Regions from separate parts of the Homo sapiens genome. Here region 1 is linked to region 2. Evidence: chromatin contacts called from ENCODE Hi-C or POLR2A ChIA-PET data. All regions are on one chromosome and are shown on one strand. Each heading gives the region's core, a stretch centred on a gene start or an enhancer-like site at or near the end of the contact. The rest is flanking DNA. Distances are from core to core; before and after follow the strand shown.

What was found. Hi-C counts contacts between places; a loop is a spot of excess contacts on that map. ChIA-PET counts read pairs that join two places held with the same protein, here RNA polymerase II (POLR2A). Pooled maps may share reads with other maps.
Region 1: a loop to region 2 is called in a map of naive thymus-derived CD4-positive, alpha-beta T cell, with 13 times the contacts of the local background. The contact joins the promoter of KIF2A here to the promoter of DHX29 in region 2. A Hi-C loop is called at or near these places in 1 of 168 maps with a recorded cell type or tissue (naive thymus-derived CD4-positive, alpha-beta T cell) and 6 of 50 pooled maps. POLR2A ChIA-PET finds 5 or more read pairs at or near these places in 1 of 52 experiments (activated CD4-positive, alpha-beta T cell).

What each region holds. Positions count from the first base shown.
Region 1 is chr5:62,304,702-62,309,055 of GRCh38, forward strand. It overlaps KIF2A (kinesin family member 2A), which reads left to right and starts at 1,505. Exons shown (of 21, transcript NM_001098511.3): 1 at 1,505-1,835. The coding sequence starts at 1,772. RefSeq lists a silencer at 1,209-2,238.
Region 2 is chr5:55,305,107-55,309,095 of GRCh38, forward strand. It overlaps DHX29 (DExH-box helicase 29), which reads right to left and starts at 2,588. Exons shown (of 27, transcript NM_019030.4): 1 at 2,281-2,588. The coding sequence starts at 2,467. MTREX (Mtr4 exosome RNA helicase) reads left to right here and starts at 2,883. Exons shown (of 27, transcript NM_015360.5): 1 at 2,883-3,041. The coding sequence starts at 2,908. It overlaps LOC124900979 (a long non-coding RNA gene), which reads right to left. Exons shown (of 2, transcript XR_007058774.1): 2 at 3,043-3,331. RefSeq lists enhancers at 2,257-2,516, 2,657-3,136.

The DNA.
Region 1 (4,354 bases), core at 255-2,754, 7.0 Mb after region 2:
ATACCTTCAATATGTTCAAGCTACAGATGAAGCCAGTCTTTTAACAGTTTTTTAAGGACCTACATGATTACTTACATTAGATAGAAAACTCTAGGCACACATATATCCACATAAGCATTGATGTATATATCCAGTTTCCAATTTTAAAATTTTAAATTGTATATTTGTAGTTATTGTTACAGGGAGATTATCAATGACTAGGGAAGGCCGGGCGCAGTGGCTCATGCCTGTAATCTCAGCACTCTGGGTGGTGGAGGCGGGTGGATTACCTGAGGTCAGGAGTTTGAGACCAGCCTGGCCAACATGGTGAAACCCCGTCTCTACTAAAAATACAAAAATTAGCCAGGCGTGGTGGCGCGGGCCTGTAATCCCACCTACTCGGAAGGCTGAGGCGTGAGAATCGCTTGAACACAGGAGGCAGAGATTGCAGTGAGCGGAGATCGCGCCACTGCACTCCAGCCTGAGCGACAGAGCAAGACTCCCCCTCAAAAACAAACAAAACAAAACAACAACAACAAAAAACAATGACTAGGGAAAGTAGGCCATGAAAAGTGTTGTTTCCAACCTATCAATTGCCAGTACTACAAGCAGGAGTTAGACGTTTGGAGGTTTTCACACGGTGCTATAAATACAGTTTCCAGGGCCCCGGTACACGTGGCCTTCCTGCTCTGCCAGGATGGAGAGTCTTGCTTTCCACATTGCTGATGTGGTCAGACTAATTAAATTATTGCAAAAAGACACATTCCCTAGTCAACCTTATGTGTCTGCCTTCTTCCCTTGAGTCACAGTTGTTGGCTTTACAGGCCAAGGCAAGTAAGTCTTGAACCCTCAGCAGAAACAGGGCACCAGCATCGGATGCCTCATAACCTGAACAGTTAAGGACGCCCCACCACAGAGCTTCTTTCTGAGTGTGATAAACTATAAGGCAAGACTGTAAAGGGGTGGATCTTCATTTCGATTTAGGGTAGGTGACACCTCAAGGGTGTTTCTTCCCTTCCAGCGTAACTGGATGGGAAACCTACACCAAGTGTGCTTGGGAGGGCTGCTTGGGTCAGCTACCTGTAAGTGGAAATAGGGGGTGCCACCTTCCGATGAAAACCCGGATCCCGTACTGTCAACGGAGGGCCCTTGAATTCACATCCCTCAGCCCGCTAGAAAGCCCCTGAAACCACGTGGCCTTTAACCCATTCCGGCAACAGCGCCAATTCCCGGAAGCGAGAGGGCAAGAAAGCTCGGCGCGACGCTTCCCGCGTCTTCTAGGCCGCGCGCTGAAATCAAACGCGACGCCGGCTAGCTGTGGGCCGGGCCGAGCGCTCAACGCTCCAGCGGCTGGGTAAGCCGCGGCCGCCGCCCACCCCGCTGCAGAGCTGGGCGGGGCCGCCTGGAGGCAGCGGGGAGAGGCCAGCCGAAAAGGAAGAAGAGACGCCGGAGGCGCGCTCTGCGCAGGCGCGCGGCGCCCCGCCTCCCCAGCGTCGGCTCCCCGGCGGGCGGTGCGGGCCCTCCCACTCTACCCCGCGCCGTCTCACGGCCCCGGCCCTAGCTTCACCCCGACTACCCGGCGTGCGCGTCCTCCTGCCGGCCTGCAGGCCCGGGGCCTCCGCCTGCTTCCCCACAGCTGCTCCTTGCGGCCCCGCTTGCGTTCACGCTGTCGCCCGGGCCGGCGCGGCCGCGGGCAACCGCTCCCCCTCCCACACCTACCCCGCCCCCTCCCCGCCTTTTCCGCCCTCCGGTCCCCCTCCCTCGGCCCGCTGCTGCTGCTCCAGATGAGGTGATGGCAACGGCCAACTTCGGCAAGATCCAGATCGGGATTTACGTGGAGATCAAGCGCAGCGATGGTGAGCCGCGCTGCCAGCCCCGCTGGCCCGCTCGGCCCCGTGTTCGGGTGTGCACGGAGGGGACGCGGGCGCCGGCCGCCTCATTGATTGCTTCGCCGGGCTGTGGGGGTGGGAAGGCGGCGGCCGCGGCGCTTTTGTGTGTGGCGTGTGTGCCAGTGAGGCCGGCTTGGGGTCCGCCCGGGCGCTGCTGCAGTTCTCCGGATCGGGCCGCGGGGGAGGGAAGCCGGGTGGGGAAAGGGCCCGGGTGTCGAGGGTCGCGTCTCCGGGGGTCTCTGGGCGAGGGCCGCTCGCTCCTCCTCCCGCAATCTCCAGCCCCCCCCCGGGGACACCAGCCCGGGAGGGAGCGGGCTTCGTTAGGGATGACCCTGCCTCGCGCTTCCCCTTGGTCTTTGCATTTTACCGGCTTGGCCTCTGACGGGGATGGGGATGGGGGTGGGGGAGCGGGAAGACCAGCGATTTCACATTTAGAGAACCGACTGCTGGTCGGAGGCCGAGATGGGGGGAAAGAGCCAGTTCCGTCGCCTTAAACTGCCGTCTGGTTGTCAGGCCTCCCCGGTTTCGTCGTCGACCATGCTGCTTTCTTTTTTGCCACTTCTTGGGAGAAAAATGTGGAGAATATCGCGCTGAGCCATGAATAAGGGTGGGGGAGCAATGGGAAGAAATATTCGATGGGCTTCTCCAAGGTGATGAGACTGTAAAGGGAATGATAGGGGATGGGCAGAGTCAATGCGAGGCACTGCTGAGAGAGTGGGGGTGGGCGACCGGATGTTGATATTTTCACACCCTCGGGAGAGGTAACTGAGAAAAGTGTAAGGCGAGGTGAAGACACATGCTTCATTTTTTTTTTTAAGAGCCTTAGGCTTATGTATCTTTCTCTAGGTTTCTCTTGGGGAAAATGGTTTATGACACTAGCTTGGGGTGTGGAGTGAGATACGCCAGCCAGACTGGAAATAATTCATATTGTAAAGGAATAAATGCACGGAGGGAGATAAGTAAAATTATTTTCTTTCGGTACCAATATTGAAAGAACGAGAGATGTGTGATAATCTCGAGTTGAGCAGTGTTCCTGACTCCATCTCTCATACCGATTCCTTTTTTTTTTTTTTTGAGACGGATTTTCACCCAGGCTGGAGTGCAGTGGTGCGATCTCGGCCCACTGCAACCTCCGCCTCCCGTGTTGAAGCTATTCTTGTGCCTCAGCCTCCTGAGTAGCTGGGATTACAGGCGTTGTCACCACACCCAGCTAATTTTTTGTATTTTTAGTAGAGACGGGGTTTCACCATGTTGACAAGGCTGGTCTCGAACTCCTGACCTCAAGTGATCCACCTGCCTCGGCCTCCCAATGTGCTGGGATTACAGGCGTGAGCCATCGCGCCTGGCCTCGATTCCTTTTATGAGTGCCTTATTTATTAACCTTTAGCCTAGCCTAGTCAGTAGTAACTTGGCTGTCACGTCCACGTGCCCCTTGGATTCTGCCAGGTTTGACCAAGTTACGTGAAGCTAGATTGATTTTCATGTTGTGTGTATGATATATTGGAAGACCCTATATAGCTAATGATTTTTTCCTCCGTTATATTTGAAGTAATTTGTGGTAACAACTGAAACCATCGTTATCCTGTATATGAAAAGATAAATTATACCGCTTAGAGCTTTAGAAATTACCAATAACACTAATGGGAAAGAGATACCTTCTTTACTTGGGTTGAGGTTTCTTTTATATTTTCTCTTCAGATTACTTTCTTGAAAGAGTGCTGTTAATGTCATTTTTTTAGGTAAATACGAGTTCACAGTATACCAGCAAAAGTAGGATTTACATATTATTTTGAAGATTCTGGGTGCACAGCAACACCTGTCCCTGGTATACACCCAAGGGAGAGGAAATCACCACCTTGTGAAGATATCTGCACTCTCGCGTTCATTGCAGCATTATTCACAGTAGCCAAGATAGGGAAGCAACCTAAATGTCCATCGATGGGTGAGGAATGGCTAAAGAAATTATGTGTGTGTGTATACGTTTATGTGTGTGTATAGACAATGTACAATGGAACATTATTCAGCCTTAAAAAAGGAGATCCTACTGTTTACCACAACATAGATGGACCTGAAGGACGTTATGTTAAATGAGATAAGCCAGACACCAAGGAAAATATTGCATAATCTCACTCATATGTAGAATATTTTTTTAAGGAGCTAAAATACACAGAACGAAACAGTGGTTACTACTGGTGGTGGGGAAGGAGAGGAAATGGGGAGATATAGGTCAAGGATACAAAATAGCAGATATGTAGGATGAACAAGTTTAGAGATACAGGGGGACCAATGTTAGTAAAATTGTATTAGAGATTTTTGTTAAATAAGTGGATTTTAGCAGCTCTTGTTAAAGTATGTGAAATGATAGCTATATTAATCTGCTTCACCATTTTGCTGTCTATATTCCATAGCATCATGTTGTAAACCTCAGTTGCACAATGAAATTTATTTTTTAAAAAATTAGGGTGCAATAAAATGTGTAAATTCTT
Region 2 (3,989 bases), core at 1,338-3,837:
TAACACATATCCATAAAACTGTTCCTACCTCCTGTAATTTTGTTGGATATATAAAACATATAATTCTTTACATATCATAAGGCAAGAACTAACTATCAAAAAGAATGATTTAAACAACTATGATACGTCAGTTGTGAATAGCAGGAAGAATTCAAAAGGAAGTTGTTATCTGAAATGGGTATTTTAAGGTTTTGGTAGATGATGTTAGGGACAGATTGCACTCCATGAAGAAAAACATGGCAAGAATAAATACGAGGAAGGAGAAAGCTAAGAGCTCCATTTGGAGAAATGAAAACACACCAGACTTGCTATAGTTGAATAGAGGAATTATTAAAAGGTTAGAAAGAGGGTTTTAGAAGCTAGCTAAATGATTTGGATTTTATTGCAAAGTCAGTGAGGATGCCATGGAAGAAAATAGGAAGTGTTACGACCAAAGCAGCATTTCTGGAAGATCAGTCTGATGTTGATATGCAAGACCAACTGGAGGAAGCAAAATGAGCACAGCTGTGGAGCCCTATTAAAAGACTTCGTTGCTACTCCAGGAATTCACAGGTACCAAGACTAGGATGTGAACTACACAAATGCAAAGTGAAATATGGAAAAACAGAAACAAGGAAGTCGAAGAAAAAGTTAGTTTGGGGAAAGAAGAGTGGTTTAGTACTAGCCCTGTTAAATTTGAGATGCTTGCAAAAAATAGGGTCAGAGAATCCAGCAAAATGTATAAATTGCCAACTTGAGCTTGGAAGAGAGGCCATCTACAAAGGAAAAGATAGAAGTAATGGAAATAGATGAACACTCCTAGAAGGGCTTTAGGAGTGAACTATACTGTCAAGGATTGACACCTTGAGAAAGGGTCACAGTTTGGGGCTGGAGGAAAGGGAATTCAAAGAATACAACAAATGACTATCGGTTCAAATTCAGAGGAATGTCAGTAAAAGACAAAGGAAAAGTAAAAAAGAGGCTGATCCACAGAATAAAACTGCCATAGTTGTCAGGGAGAAATTCTATGTATTTGTAATTACAAGTATGCTAACTCTGTAGCTAACACTACAATAAATCGCAGGGCAAAGAACTGTTTCCACCTTCTAGGTAAAGGTCTGGTACCTGCCTACTTTTTCAGTCTCATCTCATTTCATCCTTTGGCGATGCTTTATGTTCTGTGAATTCCTCAAGAGCCCCAAGCTCTTTCCTGACTCAAACTTTTTACACATGATGTTCATTACGCCCGCCTGGAATACTAATTTCTGCCATGCTTCACAGAGTTAACTCCTTTTTCATTCTCCTCATCTCAGCTTAACTGTTACATTTCCAGACACCATCCATGATACCTGCTCATCCCGAGAAAAATTAGATTACCCTGTTAAACTGTCTTCCCTGGCTTTTCTTTGTGGCACTTATCTATTATAAGGCTATAAATATGTCTGTGTGCGTTACCTATTAGTTAATACCTATCTCTGACATTAGACTGGCAAGCTCCATGAGGTGATGTCTCTTTTTGCTCATCACATTCCTCACATCTTATCAGACACATACTAAATATTTGCATATATACACATAAATGCTCAGCAAATATTTCTTGAATACTCCAATAAGTACAAGCAAACAACCCGAGAAGAACACAACAGAATGTAATTGTTCATCTTTTGAGCTCAACCGTAATATGTGGCCTGCTCATCTGCAGCAGGAATCGGCCATCTATAAGTTGAGTTGTCAAATCAATTTGTACAGTAAGCAAAACTGCATGGCGGCAGAAACGAGGGCAGACAATTTTACAATAGATTACACGTAACCAGTGTGTAACCAGTGTGTAAGTCCTGTAATTTTTATTAAGTATTGATTTTTCCAGAACGCATGGAGACACTAGATTGTTGCTGAAAATGATATGAAAAACTGACAGAAAATGGGGCTGGCTGGCACCAGGAGGTCAGGAACTCCACTCAGTACTCGTCTTTGCGTTAGCCTAGCTAGCTGAGATGGTGCTCAGGATGAATTCCTGCTGAAACAGGAGCTAATGCAATTATTTTGTTTTTAGAAGGGGGAGAAGTGTGAGTTAAAAGAGAAATGCCAGGCTGCAACAGGGCTACTGTCAGAATTTTGGAGGCCCAAAGAGCTTAGACTTTTTTAATCTAAAACAAGGCCACCCCATGGGGAGGTAGCAGCTCGAGTGTTGGGAAATAGAAATGTTGGGCCCGAAGCTCCTCCCGGGTTCTAAGGCCCTTTCCTCAGGACAAGCAGCAAGGTCTCAGGGCAGACAGCCAGGGGCTGGGGGACCTCTCGTACCTTGCTTGACACGGGGCTCCCTGGAGCCGGCAGCGGCAGCGGCAGCGGTGGCCGGCCTGGACACTGGCTTCTTGCTTTGGGCCTCCCCGGCAATTCCAGCCTCGGCAGATTTGGCTCTGGAAGCAGACACGGCGGCCCGGACCACCGCGGCCGCTGGAGCCTTGTGTTTCTTGTTCTTGCCGCCCATGTTGCAGCTGTGGCAGAAGATCCTTCGCGGCCCAGGCCCCGACGGTACCACTGCACAGCCGAGAGCTCTTCACATTCCCCGGCTCCGGGGCTGCCACCCTGCGCTTCGATCCGGGCTTCTCGGGCCGGGGCGACCGCTGCCTCGCAATTGGTCGAATTCAGCAGGCTCCGCCTCCTTGAGTCGCCAGCTGCCTGCCACACGCCAGGCGCCACGCGCCGCCCTCGCTCTTTATCCACTGAGCAGCTTATCCACTTTAGGTCGGAAAGGAAAGGAAAGAAAAGCAGGAAAAAAAAAAAAAGTCAGGGGAACATTTTTGTCGGCTGCGCGACTCGACTACTTTTGTCTCCTGCGGGCCACTGTTGAGCCTTCACGAGACGTCACTGTCTTCGGTCGCGGGGCATCGTGGGTAGGAGGGAGATTTGCTCTCACTGCTCCCAAAAATGGCGGACGCATTCGGAGATGAGCTGTTCAGCGTGTTCGAGGGCGACTCGACCACTGCGGCGGGAACCAAAAAAGACAAGGAAAAGGACAAGGGGAAATGGAAGGGGCCTCCAGGGTCTGCAGACAAGGCAGGGTAAGGAAGAAGTTCCAGTTGTTGCTTTTATTTTTTTTCTCGGTGGGGAGGAAGAAAACACTACTCTCTTAGGAAGAGCACGAGAAAGTGAAGTGTACATTGAGTGGCGTTGGAAGTGAAGGGGTTCCAGAAAAAAGTTGGAGAGGGTGGAAGAATGTTGGTTCGTGGAAGGGGGGTCTTGGCGTTTCCTGGTGTCTGCAGGCAGCGTGATCTTCTGCTTCAATTCCCTTACGTCGATGTTACTGATTCTGTCCCCATCTTCGCGGTTGTCTCCTGCATCAGCACAACACCTGGCACATAGTCGTTAATAAACAAAACGAATGATTAGTTGAGTAAAAGGTGAAAAGGTTTAGAAAAAATGATATGAATTGATTTGGAGGGGAAAGGGCAGATAATAACATGAGAAGGGAGAGACATTTAATCTCCAAGATGTAGTAGTTTTCTCTTCCGTAAAATGGAGATAATAGTGCCTACCACTGGTGGATATGAGGATTCAATGAGATACACGTGTAAAGTGCCTAACAGTGGTTAGCTAGCTATCACTAATAAATGGTAGCTATCGTGAGTTTATTGAGAAAAAATTTAAAAATTACTGGACCCTACCCATATGTTTAGACTGGTGCATACAGCCACCAGAAAGTGTACAGATCTGTTTATAGTAGAACAAGGAAAAGCTATTACTTGTATTAAATAAAGTAAGATGATTAATTAACAATCAACAAAATATACTCTTGGCATTGTGGGGCCAGATACCCAATAGATGCTTGAAATTAAATTAGACATGATTTTGCTCTCAAGGAATTTTCGGTGTAGGGAAAGAGAACAGGTACCCATTAAAGAGTTACAGTATAGGTGAGGAGGTCGTTAACTTAAAATGAATGATATATACAATTAAGTGTTATAAAAGTTCAAGAAAGGGAGATCCTATTTCTGACTTTCAGGAAGGCT